Regions from separate parts of the Homo sapiens genome. Here region 1 is linked to region 2. A link is a loop called in an ENCODE intact Hi-C map of the cell type or tissue named here. Cell type or tissue: heart left ventricle. All regions are shown on one strand.

Evidence for each region. Peaks named below come from ENCODE experiments on the same cell type or tissue, not always from the same donor. Only the 100,000 strongest peaks of a DNase experiment are listed, where the experiment ranks them.
Region 1: it touches region 2 in a loop (4-fold over the local background); 45 of 110 quality-filtered maps call a loop at or near these places.

Annotation. Positions count from the first base shown.
Region 1 is chr15:74,324,486-74,332,485 of GRCh38, forward strand. It overlaps CCDC33 (coiled-coil domain containing 33), which reads left to right. Exons shown (of 19, transcript NM_025055.5): 12 at 5,704-5,869; 13 at 6,178-6,266; 14 at 6,496-6,627; 15 at 6,718-6,811. Among named protein-coding and RNA genes, the nearest start is that of CCDC33-AS1, 8.8 kb to the left of the region's middle. RefSeq lists an enhancer at 3,703-4,204. In heart left ventricle, no CTCF peak of the experiment used is centred here; no DNase peak of the experiment used is centred here.
Region 2 is chr15:74,049,265-74,057,264 of GRCh38, forward strand. No RefSeq gene overlaps it. Among named protein-coding and RNA genes, the nearest start is that of GOLGA6A, 29 kb to the right of the region's middle. In heart left ventricle, a CTCF peak has its summit at 4,974 (motif pointing right); DNase peaks (open chromatin) are centred at 1,720, 2,377, 3,436 and 4,977; H3K4me3 peaks cover 261 bases; H3K27ac peaks cover 3,626 bases.

The sequences.
Region 1 (8,000 bases), 280 kb after region 2:
GGTGGTTGTCCTCCTTTTGAAGCCCTCTTGCCAGCCTGCTCTCGCCGCTTTTCCTCCTACCTCTCTGGCAATTGCGCTAGTCCTGAGAGCTCCTCTCCTACCACCCCTTGTCCTTGAACCCCCTCCTCACTCCACAGTTGCCAGACGCTGAAAATCTGCTCCCTTCCCAAGGCTCCAATGGAACCAGGGCTGTCCTGCCACCTGTCCCCCACCAGGATTCACTCCAGGCTTGATCACCATCAGCCACTGCTGGCCTCCTGCACCTGAGGCCCTGCAGGTACCTCACCCCTAACACGCTCCTCCCCCAACCCAGCTCCCCCTCCTTCCCACTCCAGACCTGCGCCTCCTCCACCCAAAGACCCCAGCTCCTCCTCTCCTCATCCCCCACCTCCTCCTTCTCCCCTCTTCCTCCTTCCCACTCCAGGCATGCACCTCTACCAAAAGGCCCCAGACTTCTCCCACTCCTCCCCCTCCTCCCCCACCTCCTCCTCCTCCACACTACAGGCATGCACCTCCTCCACCCAAAGACCCTAGCCCCCTGCCAACCTCCTGCTCTGCCATCCCCAACCCTCCTCTTCGTTGTTCACTTCACTCTGTCATGCTGAGTCCTCCTTGGTCTGCCTCCACCCAGCAAGGGTCCCTGGCTCCCTGCTCTGGGCCTCCATTCATTTCTCTGTCCATCTTGGTGGCCTGAGGCATCTTGCCACAAACCCCCTCCAGCTTAGGCCCTTCACTGGCCTGCAGGATGGAATCCAAGCTCCTGAGATTGGCCACACCCCTACTTACTCCCCAACCAGCACTCTGCCCTCCAGGAAGTCACCGACTTTGTTCCTGATCATACACTCTCTCTCCTCCCTGCCTTTGCCACAGTGTCTCCTCTGCCCAAGAGCCCTCTCCCCTACCCCGGGTAACACCTGCTCACCCTCCTAGAGTGAGCTCAGGCTATCACCACCTCCAGGAAGGCTTCCTAGACCTGGGGCTAGGAAAAGAGACTCCTGTAAGCTCTCCTCTGTCACAGATGTCACTGCCATCTCCTTGGTGTAGATGGGAGACCATCACAAGCAGGGACGGTCTGGGCTGGTCTGGGCTCCATGGCCCCAGTGTGGACATGGCCTTCAGCAACTGCTGATGACTGTGCTGCTTCCAATGTAGCCTTTACACTGAGTCTCTGTGACCTTGGGAACACTACTTCCAATCTCAGCTTCCCCATTTTACAATGAGTTTATAAGGACCCTAAGTAGCCACAGGTGTCATTGGATGCAGTGCCTCAGATTCTGCCAGAAGCACTTCTTATTTTTTTGCGGGGGGTGGGTAAGGGTTAAGCATTACCCTCTTTAGGCCTCCTGCACCCAAGGCCCTGCAGGTACCTTACCCCCAACACACCCTCCCTAACCCAGCTCCTCCTTCTCCCCACTCCCAGCATAAAAACAAAGACAATCGCCATTCCTCCTCCTTCGTGGGAACTGGTCCTCAGTTTCTATACAATGAAAGTAGTCACATCATCATATCTTCTGTGCCCACTGCCCAGGGTTATAATAAGAACCATTAAAAGTGCGACGGCAGGCAGAATGGCTCATGCCTATAATCCCAGCACTTTGGGAGGTCAAGGTAGGAGGATCTCTTGAGGCTAGGAGTTCAAGACCAGCCTGGGCAACATAGCAAGGCCCCATCTTTACAAAAAATTTAAAAATTAGCCAGGCATGGTGGCACACACCTGTAGTCCCAGCTACTTGGGAGGCTGAGTCAGGAGGACCACTTGAGCCCAGAAGTTCGAGGTTGCAGTGAGCTATGATCATGCCACTGCACTCTAGCCTGGGTGACAGAGTAAGTCTCCATCTTGGAAAACAAGAAAGCACTCAGAAGGTGGTGGAGGAAAAAGAGATGCTGTTGCCAGGCACCCTGTGTGCCAGAGCCTGGGCTGGCACTGTTCATGCCCCCTCTCTCTCCACAGCAACCCCCCTTGGGGTGGGGTGATTTTCCCATTCCACGGATGAGGACGCTAAGGCTCAGAGAACAGCCTCCCTTCCAGAGCCAAAGCGAAGGTGTCGGTGCAGCAAAGGCCACCAGCGCTCAGTGGCAGTGGGGCAATTCAAACCCAAGGACACCTGACATTTCTCACCTGGGCAGGATCTGATAGCTGGGTCTTGGATGGGGAAAGCGCAGTGTCAATGGGTGAGGAGAATGCAGTGGGCACTAGCCTTAGGCACAATGGCTTTGGAGTCAGTCCTTCTAGAGGAGGCTAAGCCTAGGGACAAGACAGGGAAGTGGCTGGTGCCTGACCCTCCCCCAGCAGACTGGAAAGTGGGGAGGGGGCTGGAGGGGAGGGATTGGAGCAGGGGAGTCAGCAGGACCACAACAGGAATCTGGGCCATGGTGTCCTTCCTGTTCTCAAGGCTGGGCTGTGACGCAGAGCATGGCCCTGGGGGTTGGGGAGGCCCAGCTCCAGGCTGTAGGGAGTGGTCAGGGCTGCTCATCTGCAGGCAGTGTCCTCCCAGACCAGCTGTGCTGCTCAAGGTCACTGCTGTGCGGGTGGGGGAAGCCGAGGAGGGAAAGCAGGTCCTTCAGTTTCCCACAGATGTAGAGGGAAGAGAGCATACAGACTGAGGGGTAAGCCAGGGCCGAGATCCCTCTCCATGCCCTGGGGGAGCCCTCTCTCTCAGAGAGCAGCCAGGCTTGGTGGGGGAGGGGGATAGGCACCTGTGGAGGCCTATAGGACTAGTCTCCGAGGAGTGGAGTCCAGCAGGGACCGTCTGACTGAGACAGGGACGCGGCCTCACCAGAAGCCATGCTCTCCCTCCATCTCCTTCCTCGCTCTGGGCCCCAGCTTTCTTTGTCTGTCAAAGCGAGGTGTTAATAACAGAGCTCTGGGCCAGGTGCGGTGGCTCATTCCTCTAATCTCAGCACTTTGGGAGGCTGAGGCGGGCAGATTACCTGAGGTCAGGAGTTCGAGACTAGCCTGACCAACATGGTGAAACTCCATCTCTACTAAAAAGACAAAAATTAGCTGGGCGTGGTGGTGCACGCCTGTAGTCCCAGCTACTTGGGAGGCTGAGGCCAGAGAATGGCTTGAACCTGGGAGGCAGAGTTTGCAGAGAGCCAAGATTGTGCCACTGCACTCCAGCCTGGGTGATGGAGTGAGACTCCGTCACAAAACAAAAATAAAAATAACAGAGCTCTGCTCATGCCCCAAAACAGCTGAGTTGGAGAACAGGAGGGTCTTAGAAAAAATGACCCTCTGAATGAGAAGAGGGGGTGATCAGACCCATGGGGTGGGCTGAGGAACTGGCAGCCCCCTCCCCCAGGACTCACTCCATGAGCATGCTCACAACCCGGTTATGGACAGGATCGTATTAATTTGCCACATGCACTTTCCTTTCACAATAGAGCGTGGCCATCTCTGTGTGTCAGTATAATAAAATCTGGGTCATCCTTTGTGACCACAGCCTGTGGTGCAGAGACTGAGCATGCCCTCATATAAGACCACAAGCTGTGCTGCAGTGAGCATCCCTGCATGCATTTTCCTGGATGTGTGTGTGCGTGTTTCGCTGGAAGCCAAGAAAACCCATTTGGATGCTGCTGTAATTGTCCAGGGCAGATATGCTAAGAGCTTGAACCAGGCTGGGCAAAGAAAGAAGGGGCCAAATTTCCTTTGCCAAAATATCGTGTGCTTCCTTTGGTCAGTCCCCCATCAGTAATGGGCTGCCATAAACTGAAGATTTAGAGCACAGCAAAGGAAGGGCCTGGGAGCTCTGGGGGCAGCAAGGAGGAAGAGGAAGGGGTCTGACCTGTTGATTAAAGCAGTGATTAGAATAGAAATGGGTGTGGAGGAGAGCAGCAGCCTCCAAATTATACCTGCCTGGGCAGGGGCTTCACGCACCAACTCTTGAGCCTCACAGCAACACCAGGCATCTCCGTGTGAGGACTCTGAGGCTCAGAAAGGTGAAGGGGCCTGGCTGAACTCACACTGCATGTGAGTGGCCAAGCTGGCCTGCTGATCTGGGCCTGACTGCAAAGCCCTGTGTGTGTGTGGTCTCTAGACAGAGTCTCTCCATTAACAATGCTGTCCGAGGACACCAGATGGGCAGATCTGGAGGAGCCAAGACCTGGAACTCAACAGGGGCAAGTGCTGGAGAGATGAACCTGGCACTGGTGCAATTAGAGGGAGCCCAACCAGAAGGCTAGACAGTGGCAGGTGACAAGTGGTGTCTGGTGGGCCCCTGCTGCCAGGAGACCCCTGCTCTCGAAGCCATGGCCTGCCATGCAGCAGGTGGGAGGCAGTGGCTGAGAAGGCAGGCCATATCCGCAGTCAGCATGAGGCCCAGGTGGTTGCTGGGGGCCGAGCTCTGCTTCCTGGAGGTGTGAGTCCCCACCCGTATGTACACAGCCTCCCACAGCTTCAGGAAGCCCACAGCCACAGGGGCTCAGCAAACGCAGGAGCAAACTCACTTCCCCATGCCCATTTCCTCCCCCATCCCAGCTCCCACCTGCTGTTCCTCCATCCAGACCTCTCTGGCTTCACATCGAGGTTGCAGTGAGCTATGATGGTGCCACTGCACGATCCTTTTCTATTTTGTGCTGTTCAGATTTAAGAAACTCCCTTTGTGAAACTTTATAAATAACAGTAGGGAATTTCTGCTTATAAAACAAATGCATATAAATATAGCCTATTAATTTTCATATATATATATATATACATGCACATGGGCAGGCATGATTTTTTCTCTCGATTGGGGATTGCACTGATCATTCCTTTTTGTAGCCTGCTTTTATCACTTCTCAGCGTATTGTGAAGTGTCCACATATGGAGGCCTCATGGCAGAATTGCACGGCTCTTCAGAACAGAGGCTCAAGTCCCTGCAGGCCTGGATTTCAGACCCTGGCTCTATCACTAATCAGTCTTGTAACTGAGCAAGTTACTCACCTCTCTGGGCCTTGGTTTCCGCATTGGTATAACGGAGATAATAGTACCTATCCACGCAGGTCTGATGAGAGGACTGAGGGAGGGCACATAAAAAGCTTAGAAGAAGACCTGGAACACAGTGAATGCTCAATGAGCATCAGACATTAGGATTGCTGTTGTTCCTGACCTCATGGCTGACTCCAGCCCCCAGCCCCACCTCATACCCCACATCCTGTAGCTGGATCCCAGCCTCCACTAAGCTCTAACCTGGGTCTCCCAGGGTGACCTTGGGTCCTCTGACTACTGAGCTGTTTGGAGGGCTGATGCCCAGTCACCTTCCAAGTGGCATCCAGTGGGATTTCTGAGAGGTTCTTCCCTGGGTTCTCAGTGACGTGAGGAATGAGAGGAGTTAGAAGATGGGGAAGGAGGAGGGAAAAGGTGAAGAAATAGCTATGATCGAGCCAGACCCTGCAAACCTGGCCCTGGATCTTCTCAAGTCTCCATTGCCCATAGGCCTCCTCCCCTGTGTCCACACCTGGGGTTTCCCCCTGAGTTGGTATCACAGGACGTGATGTGGCCCCGGGGAGAGAACATTAGTGTGGCTGCCCTCACATGGCCAGGATGGGTGAGGATCAAGTCATAACCACCCTTCCAGGGAGCTGCTAAGACTTAGGGCCATGGCTTGGGGCTCCTGGTGCTCACTGGCCTTGTGGGGGACCCACTGACTTTCAAGTGTAGATGTGGATGTGGGACCAGGGTTGCTATGGGGCAGTGGGCTCAGCTCTGGGCTCTGGGATCCACAGGAGATGAACAACTACCGGCGGGCCATGCAGAAGATGGCAGAGGACATCCTGTCTCTGCGGAGACAGGCCAGCATCCTGGAAGGAGAGAACCGCATACTGAGGAGCCGCCTGGCCCAGCAGGAGGAGGAAGAGGGGCAGGGCAAAGCCAGTGAGGCCCAGAACACGGGTGAGGATGTGCAGGCCACCAAGGGCACCCGGGCTTCTGCCTGGGCCCAGGCTCCAGGTTGTGCAATAGGGTGGCTGGGAGCTTCTCCCAGATGTGCATGCTGCTGGACTCTGGCAAATAGGAGCCCCTCGCCCACAGACACTCACACAGTCCCTGCCCAGCTGGGTCCTCTCAGGGATGGGAAACAGAGAATCCAGTCCCGTCCCAAGCCCTCGGGCCAAGGGATATCTGCCTTCCTGCTACTGACCATGCTGATTTGAGCTGGGAGAGGCTTCCTCCCTGAGCCAGCTCCCCAACCCACCTAACAGTGTCCATGAAGCAGAAACTGCTGCTGAGTGAGCTGGATATGAAGAAACTGAGGGACAGGGTGCAGCATTTGCAGAATGAGCTGATTCGAGTGAGCTGGGGCTTGTGGGGGCAGAGGGGAGGGAGCTATGGTGGGGGAGCATCGGGGTGAGAAGAGTCTGGGAGGAGAAGGGAGAACAGGCACAGAGGGAATGGAAGCACGGAAGAAAGGGGGACCAGCCTGGTGGAGGATTCAGCAGAGGGGCCGAGGTGGACCCTCAGGGCCAAGGTGGACTCCCAGGCACCCATTCTCTCCCCTTCTCTCCTCCCCCATCTCACAGAAGAATGATCGAGAGAAGGAGCTGCTCCTTCTGTATCAGGCCCAGCAGCCACAGGCCGCTCTGCTGAAGCAGTACCAGGGCAAGCTGCAGAAGATGAAGGCGCTGGAGGAGACTGTGCGGCACCAAGAGAAGGCAGGTGGCAGAGGGGCTGCCCCCGAGGCCAACTGATGATGGCAGAGTAGGGAGCCCCTGGGCCAGCCCAGCCTCTGCTCTGCTCTCCAGGTGATCGAGAAGATGGAGCGGGTGCTGGAGGACAGGCTGCAGGACAGGAGCAAGCCCCCTCCTCTGAACAGGCAGCAGGGAAAGCCCTACACGGGTGGGTCCACACCCTGATGTGATCAGCTCCCCAGCTTCTGCTCCACCCCTGGAGGCCCTGCCTTCCTGGAGCCTCTCAGCTTCAGGAGAACCTGCGAAGAGGTCCCCTGCACTCAGTTATGTCTGTGGGCCTGGGAGACCCAGGATTGCCCTGCTCCCCTCCTCATTCAGGCGCCCCATCCAGAGATCCCCTGAGCTCCCTCCTTCCCTGGAAGCCCCTCAGAACACAATTGGGATGCAGTGTGAGCCAGGCTAGAAAGAGGGTGGACCTCCAGAGGAGGGCCCTGCAGACTAGCACAGCAGAGAGGGCCTTCCCCTGAAGAAGGGCCACCTGGGGCAACACTTCCCAGCTCCTAGCCCCAGGATCCGTCGAATTATTTCCCCATACCGCCAAAGATTCTGCCTCTGCAAAGCAAACAAACAAAAATACTTTGATTAAATCAATGATCTGGGGCCAGGCGCAATGGTTCATGCCTGTAATCCCAGCACTTTGGGAGGCCGAGGAGGGCAGATCACTTGAGGTCAGGAGTTCAAGACCAGCCTGGCCAACATGGTGAAACCCCATCTCTACTAAAAATACAAAAATTAGCTGGGCATGGTGGCGGGCACCTATAATCCCAGCTACTTGGGAGGCTGAGGCAGGAGAATCACTTGAGCCCAGGAGGCAGAGGTTGCTGTGAGCCAAGATTGTGCCACTGTACTCCGGCCTGGGTGACAGAGGGAGACTCCGCCTCAAAATAAATAAATAAATAAATGATTTGGAGGTTTTCTTCCCCATCGATATTAACCAAAAGCCACCTAAAACTGCCAATCAGCCTCTGATAAGCAGAAAGGACCAGGTAACACCATATCAGGCCAGCCCAAAGCAAGGGATTTCCCTGAGCCTGCCTGTGCAACCTCACCCAGGGCCCCTGTGTGCCCAGCCCTGTGCTTAGCCTTCACCGCTGAGGGTCTCAGGGGCAGGAGGGTGTTTCTAGGAGCCTTTAGAATGCAATGAAAGCTGGGCTGGCCTTTCAGGAAGCCTGAGGTCATCCAGGAGTCTGGATGAGACTGAGAAGGCAACCTAGGGAGGGGAAACAGCCAGATCAAAGGCCCAGGGAGTGAGAAGAATTCCAGGATCAGAGAAGGGAGGAAGAGAGAGAGGTGAGGAGCTGAAATACACTGAAGACAAATGAGGAGTTAGAGAGAAC
Region 2 (8,000 bases):
CTAACACAGTGAAACCCTCTCTCTACTAAAAATACAAAAAATTAACCGGGTGTGGTGGTGTGCACCTGTAGGCCCAGCTACTCGGGAGGCTGAGGCAGGAGAATTGTTTGAACCCGGGAGGCAGAGGCTGCAGTGAGCTGAGATTGTGCCACTGCACTCCAGCCTGGGCAACAGAGTGAGACACCATCTCAAAAAAAAAAAAAAATTGTGATTTCTGGGATCTAGTTGCTCAGAATGATGCTGAAGTGGAATTCTTTAAAGATCCACTTAGGACAAATAGTAAGTAACTCCACACTCGGAAGGGACACAGGTAGAGGAAAACTTATGACTGTGGAAGTGAATGGCCTGTTAATTTGGGGAAATACTGGGTTACCAGTGGACTTAGGGTGAGCTCCACAGCTAAGGATAGGGCCCAAGTTAGAACTGGGGTAAGGATGGGGTGGGCTTAGAATCGGGGTGAGGGTTAGAGCTAAAGTTCAGGGGAGGCCCCAGGTTAGGATTTGGGATTAGATCAGATGGAGGGGCACATTTGGTGCTTAAGGTTGAGAATAAACCTTAGGAATTAGGAATTGAGTTAGAATTGGGGTGAGTTAGGAATTTAGTTAGAAATGGAGTTAAAGTCACTCTTCAGGCCACAAGTCTTTGTGACTTTAGTAACTGAAAAGTCCATGGAACTGTGAACAGATGGGCAGGAGCTTCTCGACCCCCTAATAGGCACCCCAAGTTCAATCTGCCTTTTCCCCCAAATCCTCTTCTAGAAGCACCTGGCAGGGGCTCTGCCTGAGCTCACAACTCCAACAAGGTCAATGTACACCAATCGGATTGGAGGGACTGAGGAGTGGGCAATCCTGCCCAGGAGGGAGAGCATGGGACAACCAGGTAAGACAACTGGGTACCAGACACGATTTCACCATTTAGCACAAGTAACCTTTAATCTTCCCAACTGTCCTATGTGGTTACAGCCCATCTTCCTCCTACAGAGGAGCACAGCAGGGCAGCAAGGCTGAGTACCTCGTCAGGGTCATTAAACTTGTATGTGGCAGAGCTGGGATTTGCCTGCGGGGAGCCTGTGTCTAGACTGGCACCATCTGTGGCCTACATCATGGAGCGCATGGCCACGTGTTGGGGGACAGGCTGCCTGGTCTCTCCTTCTCTCCTTTCTGTGCTCTCCTGAGTTGTCAGTCTCAGGTGATGCAGAAGGCAGGTCTCTGGAAGCTACCCCCACCTTCTCATCCCTGTGCTTGAACTTTCATTTTAATTTTTTCATTTAGGGCAGTGTTTCTGGACCTTTTTATAATTATTATTATTGTCCTCTTAAGGAGCATTTTTAGCATCTTTTCCCAATTGTGCCTCCCTGTATGAAATTTTAATACCATAGATACACTGTACATTCCATAGGATTTTCTAGATACAAGATCGCATCATCTGCGAATAGAGATGGTTTTACTTCTTCCTTACATGGACATATGTATGGACTGTGAGCCTTTGGAGGGTCAGAAACCATGGTAATAGCCAAGATGGTCAACTGCCCTTCCTCCCCTGCCTTTTCATCCTCTGTGGGGTGATAATGCCTCTGTTGAGAATGCATGATTTAGGGTAAGGCCCCACCCCGTTACAATGTAGGTAAGAAGTGGTCACGGGAAGGAGTGGGTGGGATGCGGGCTGCACCTCTATGTGGGTGGAGACTAGGTGGGCCAGATGGAGGGAGATGGAAGGGAATGGAGATCCAGGTTTCTGAGAACACACTCGCCTGTAGTGGCCTTGGTCCTGGTCCCAGGCACAGGCACAGGCTGAGCCTGGGGCTAGGGGAGGAATGGGGCCAGTACCGTCACTTATTTTTGTCTCTGAATCCAGATGTCAGCTCCAGACCCGCTGGACCTGAATAAAGCAAATACCTGTGGAGACTCTGTTGAGAGAAGAGTCTAGAATTTCAACAGATTCTCCCCATACTAAAAGCAAACAAACAAAAACAAAATGAAACAACCAAACAAACAAAAACAAAAAACAGGAAGTTTGGACGTCTCTGTTCACCCTTACAAAATGCATTTGCTGTCAAGTGAGGGGAAAATTCCTTCATTCTTGGCTCAAGGAACTTCCTTAAACTAAGACCAGCTGCCTGGACTGTGCTAAATTCAGTTTATAAATATTATAAATATCCCAAACTTGATAGCCAAGCACATTACAAAAGCTAGCTAGCTAACCGCAGAAATTTTCCAAAATGCTAGCCAGTCAGACAAGTATGAGATATTGTGAAATCCTGTGTTGCTTGTCTGATTTCCTGAAATCATTCCTCTCAGACTGAGTGCAGAAGGCCTGGGGGTGGAATTCAGGAGCACTGACTATCTCCTACAGTTCTAGAGCCTTAAAGCCCTGGCCGACCCCAGGGTGGATTGATTGCACAGTAAGTCAGACCAACCAGCTGGGCGCAGTGGCTCATGCCTGTAATCCCAGCACTTTGGGAGGCCGAGGCAAGTGGACCTAGGGTCATGAAGAAGGTGGAGGCACTGAGGCCCTGAGTGATTTTATAAAGAACACCTTAGCAAATATCCAGCACTATGGGTTCACCTTCACTCAGGACCCACAAAGCCCCACGTTCTGACAGATTTTGTTTATCAGACAAATTGCACTTAGTCATGCTTCATTCATTTTTCTCGGAGACTTCCCAGGTTACATAGACCTGAGATAATCTCCCCATCTCGCCGTCACCCCCCACGAAGTCACTCCATGTTTCTGTTTGCAATACAGTCTTACATGGATCAATATTAGATTTTCATGGTGCTCTTTGCATTTTGCAACTATTGCTTAAGCTGGAGACCCAAAACGAGCACTAGCTTTAGAGTCAAAGACTCCTGGATTCCAGTTTCAGCTGAGAGACTGTGAGCACATCGCCAGCCCACTCTGATCCTGTATCCTATTTGTACAATCACCTATTTCCCATCAATTGCAAGGCTGGAAAGAAAAGTGCCCACTCTGGCCAGTACACGGTAGGAGCTTAGTAAGCTTAAGCTCTCTTGCTTCCCCACTACCCTAAAGTGTTAGGGGAAAGACAGATGTGGGGAATGTCACCTGGGAAGCTCCAGCTGTATGCTTCACAATCCTACTGAGAGGTGACAGCCTGCTGGCAGCCCTGGCTCGCTCTCGGGCCTCCCCTGCCTTGGCTCCCACTTTGGCGGCACTTGAGGAGCCCTTCAGCCCGCCACTGCATGGTGGGAGCCCCTTCCTGGGCTGGCCGAGGCCAGAGCCGGCTCCCTCAGCTTGCGGGGAGGTGTGGAGGGAGAGGCGCAGGCAGGAACCGGGGCTGCGCGCGGCGCTTGTGGGCCAGCGCGAGTTCCGGGTGGGCATGGTCCGCAGGCCCAGCACTGGGAGCGGCCAGCGGGCCCCGCCAGCCCCCCGCAAGTGAGGGGCTTAGCACCTGGGCCAGCAGCTGCTGTGCTCGACTTCTCGCCAGGCCTTAGCTGCCTCCCCGCGGGGCAGGGATCTGGACCTGCAGCCCTCCACGCCTGAGCCTCCCCCCACCGCCCCGCTATGGGCTCCTGTGCGGCCGGAGCCTCCAGGACGAGCGCCACCCCCTGCTCCATGGCACCCAGTCCCATCGACCACCCAAGGGCTGAGGAGTGCCTGCGCACGGCGCGGGACTGGCAGGCAGCTCCACCTGCGGCCCCCGTGCGGGATCCACTGGGTGAAGCCAGCTGGGCTCCTAAGTCTGGTGGGGACTTGGAGAATCTTTATGTCTAGCTAAGGGATTGTAAATACACCAATCAGCACCCTGTCTCTAGCTCAAGGTTTGTAAACACACCAATCAGCACGCTGTGTCTAGCTCAGGGTTTGTGAATGCACCAATGGGCACTCTGTATCTAGTTACTCTGGTGGGGGCTTGGAGAACCTTTATGTCTAGCTAAGGGATTGTGAATGCACCAATCGGCACTCTGTATCTAGCTCAAGGTTTGTAAATGCACCAATCAGCACTCTGTGTCTAGCTCAGGGTTTGTAAATACACCAATCCACACTCTGTATCTAGCTAATCTAGTGGGGACATAGAGAACTTTTGTGTCTAGCTCAGGGATTGTAAACACACCAATCAGCACCCTGTCAAAACGGACCAATCAGCTCTCTGTAAAATGGACCAATCAGCAGGATGTGGGTAGGGCCAGGTAAGAGAATAAAAGCAGGCTGCCCCCCCCGCCCCCCCCCGCCCCAGCCAGCAGTGGCAATGATGCTTAGATTCCCTTTGACGTTGTGGGGGTTTGTTTTTTTTGGTCTTTGAAATAAATCTTGTTACCGCTTGCTTTTTCAGTTCACGGTGACTTTATGAGCTGTAAGGCTCACGGCGAAGGTCTGCAGCTTCACTTCGGAAGCCAGCGAGACCACCAACCCCCCTGGAGAAAGGAACAAGTCCAGAAGCACCACCTTAAGAGTTGTAGCACTCACGGCAAATGTCTGCAGCTTCATTCCTGAGCCAGCAAGACCACGAACCCCCCAGAAAGAACAAACGCCCACCACCAGAAGGAACAAACTCTGGACACGCCGCGAGGCGTGTAACTGTAACACACACCGCGAGGGTCTGTGGCTTTATTCTTTAAGTCAGTGAGACCAAGAACCCACCATTTCTGGACACAATGCCAATGAAAATTCTGAATTAGGCTTCAGTTTACCATCTACAAAATGAGACAGGACAGGAGTGGGTAGGAAGAGGAGCTTGGCTTTGTTAGTTTAAAGTGGGCTGGTCTGATTGTGTAACGCGGGCTTTTGTTGGCTCCAGCCAACTCCCCAGGCAGGGCTTCACTTGCTCTGAATGTCTTTTGGCCAAGTCCATGGCTGTCGAGGGTTGGGGTGGGGTGGGGAGGCGGCGTGGAGGATAGTGGGGTGGGGGTGGAGGAGGGTGGGGGTAGAGGGGGGTGGGGGTGGTGGAGAAGCAGTTCCCCCATGTAACCTGCAGGTGGCACCAGAGCAGCGCAGGATCGTGGGTTCCGCTCCAGCCTTCCAGGAGACCCAGGCAGGGCGTGGTAGGGCGAGGCAGAGGTGGTGCAGAGCGCTCAGCTGCGCAGCAGCATGAGCGTGACTACAGATCAGGCCGCACCGTTTAAAATGGATACATGGGTCTTCTGGCTAACTTCCTGTCTTTGGTAGGGTGATCATATGCTTTATCATCCAAATCCAGACACTTAAGAGAGTGAAAGGGGCACTATAATAATTGCACGAGGACAGCAGACATAACTTTAGCTGTACCTTGCAAACCAGAACATATGGTCACCCTACCCTCCGGTCACTTTTTCTTCTTTGTTTCCATTCTTTTAATTTTTTTCCCTTTTAAACACACAGCATTATCTTTCCCTGAGCACCATTGTCTTTGCAAATGCTCTTGCAATCGGGATATTTTTGACCTGGCAACATGCATATTCAGTCTGAACAGTCTCTCTGAACCTACCCCAAAACCTGGTTTTAGCTTCCAGGCAGAAGACTCTGTTCCCTGGCTTGCAACCCCCATGACTCAAGAATGAAAGATGTCAGAAGATGTCACAGGTGGGACAGTGGCTCTTATCTCAATTTTGGTGCCTCTTTGCTAAATGTATTCCTGTAATTTTTTTTTTTTTTTGAGACGGAGTCTCGCTCTGTCGTGCAGGCTGGAGTGCAATGGTGCAATCTCGGCTCACTGCAAGCTCTGCCTCCTGGTTTTATGCCATTCTCCTGCCTCAGCCTCCCAAGTATCTGGTACTATAGGCACGCGCCACCATGCCTGGTTAATTTTTGTATTTTTAGTAGAGACGGGGCTTCACCACGTTGGCCAGGCTGGTCAGAAACTCCTGACCTCAGGTGATTTGCCCGCCTCAGCTTACTAAAGTGCTGGGATTACAGGCATGAGCCACTGTGCCCGGCCCTATTCCTGTAATTTTGTTCTGAGTGCTCATTTCCTTCGTCTCTTTTAATTTACGTATATTGGTTTATTGAATTGCAAGTAGACAAGTCCCATTAAGCAGGATTCTTGTATTTCCAAGATCATCTCATTACTCCATTCAACCCCAAATTAGCATGCCATTTATCCCCTTGTTTCTGAACCCTCTTCACTTAATAGTCTTGAAAACATCCATCCATTGCAAAAAGGACTCGAACTGTTTTCACGTCCATTTTTAGTTGATTCATTGATATCCAAGTAATGATTTGTCTAGGGGAGTCATTAGTAGAGAACTGTGCCGTTAAATTTAGTTTTATAGTTGGATTCTGCTAGTTAATATCTCTCTCTTGTCATTCTCACATTGCAACAAATGACTATGGTTCCTGTCTTAACCTAAAATCCAGGTTAGAAATTTGGTTTTATCTGAATAAGATATTAATAGATAATGTGAGAAAAATAATTTACTGAAACTTTTCTCAGCTAAGAATGACACTCGTCGTCATTAAGCAAGTGGAAAATTGGGCTATAAATATATAAACTCTTAAAATATTATGTTTAGAGACAAGGTATTCCTTTTTTTTTTTTTTTTTTTTTTTTTTTTTTAGTAAAGCATATTTGCTATGGTTGGAATGATTGTGTCTCCTTTAAAATTCATACTGGAACTTAATCCCCAATGTGATAGAATTAAGAGGTGGAGTCTAGGAGATGACTAAGCTGTAAGGGAGGAGCCCCCTCATGAATGGGGTTAGTGACCTTATGAAAGGGCTTGAGGGAACTACCTAGCTCTGTTTTCTTTTGTTTTTCTGTCCTTTCCACCATGTTAGGACACTGTTCAAGGTGCCATCTTGGAAGCAGGAGCAGCCCTTGCGAGACTACAAGCCTGCTGGCCCCTTGATCTTGGACTTCTCAGACACCAAAACTGTGAGAAACACATTTTTTTTCTTTACCCGTTACCCAGTCTCAGATATTTTGTTATAACACCACAAATGGACTAAGACAGTATCTTACATACAGTGAGGTGCATATACCTAAAGTTACAACTTTGTACTATCGTTTTTTGGTTTGTTTTTTGTTTTTGAGATGGAGTCTTGCTCTGTTGCCCAGACTGGAGTGCAGTGGCAAGATCTTGGCTCACTGCAACCTCTGCCTCCCGGGTTCAAGTGATTCTCCAGCCTCAGCCTCCTGAGTAGCTGGGATTATAGGCGCCTGCCACCACGCCTGGCTAATTTTTGTATGGTAGTAGAGATGGGGTTTCACCATGTTGACCAGGCTGGTCTTGAACTCCTGACCTCAAGTGATCCACCTGCCTAGGCCTCCCAAAGTGCTGGGATTACAGGTGTGAGTCACCACGCCCAGTCAACTCAATAGTATTTACATATGTGCACACTCATGTAACCAACACTCAGCTCAAGATACAGGATGTTCCCATCAGCACAGAGGGCTCCCTCTTGCCCCTTCTCAGTTGCTGTCCCCTCACAGTTAACCAGGATCCTGACCTCTGTCACCATGGATTAGTTTTGCCTGTTCTTGAACTTCATATAAATGGGATCATTCAGTATGTGCGCGTTTGTGGCTGGCTTCTTTCATTCAACAGAATCCTGTGAGATTTAGCCACGTTTTGGGTACTGGTAGCTGTTTATTTTTCTGGTTGTGTAGTTTTCCATATTTCATTTATTACCCTTCTATTTTTGTCTCTAACTCAGTGTCTTTTGGGGCCTATTGGTCCTTTTTAGCTAGATTGATACTAAGCGTCTTCTTATCAGTGGAGCTTAGGACATTTTAGAAGATGAAAGCCTAATAACCCCAAGCCCCCCAATCTTAAGCCAAGTTTCCTCCTCACGCCTGCTTCAGTTGCTCTTCTTCATGTGGTATTTTTTCCCTCACAAAACTGATGGAAATTAAGAAACCCAAAAGCTCTTCATCATGTTATCAGCTTAGGGACGCTTGTCATCTGAATAACAGGGTAGATATTTATCATCTGAAATGTTAAAATAACTAGAGCAAACACTTATATAGCACTGACTGCTGTTCACAGTGCTTTACATATATTATTTTCCTCAAAACAGCTCTGTGAAATAGACACTATTATTGTCATTCCCACATTTTAGAT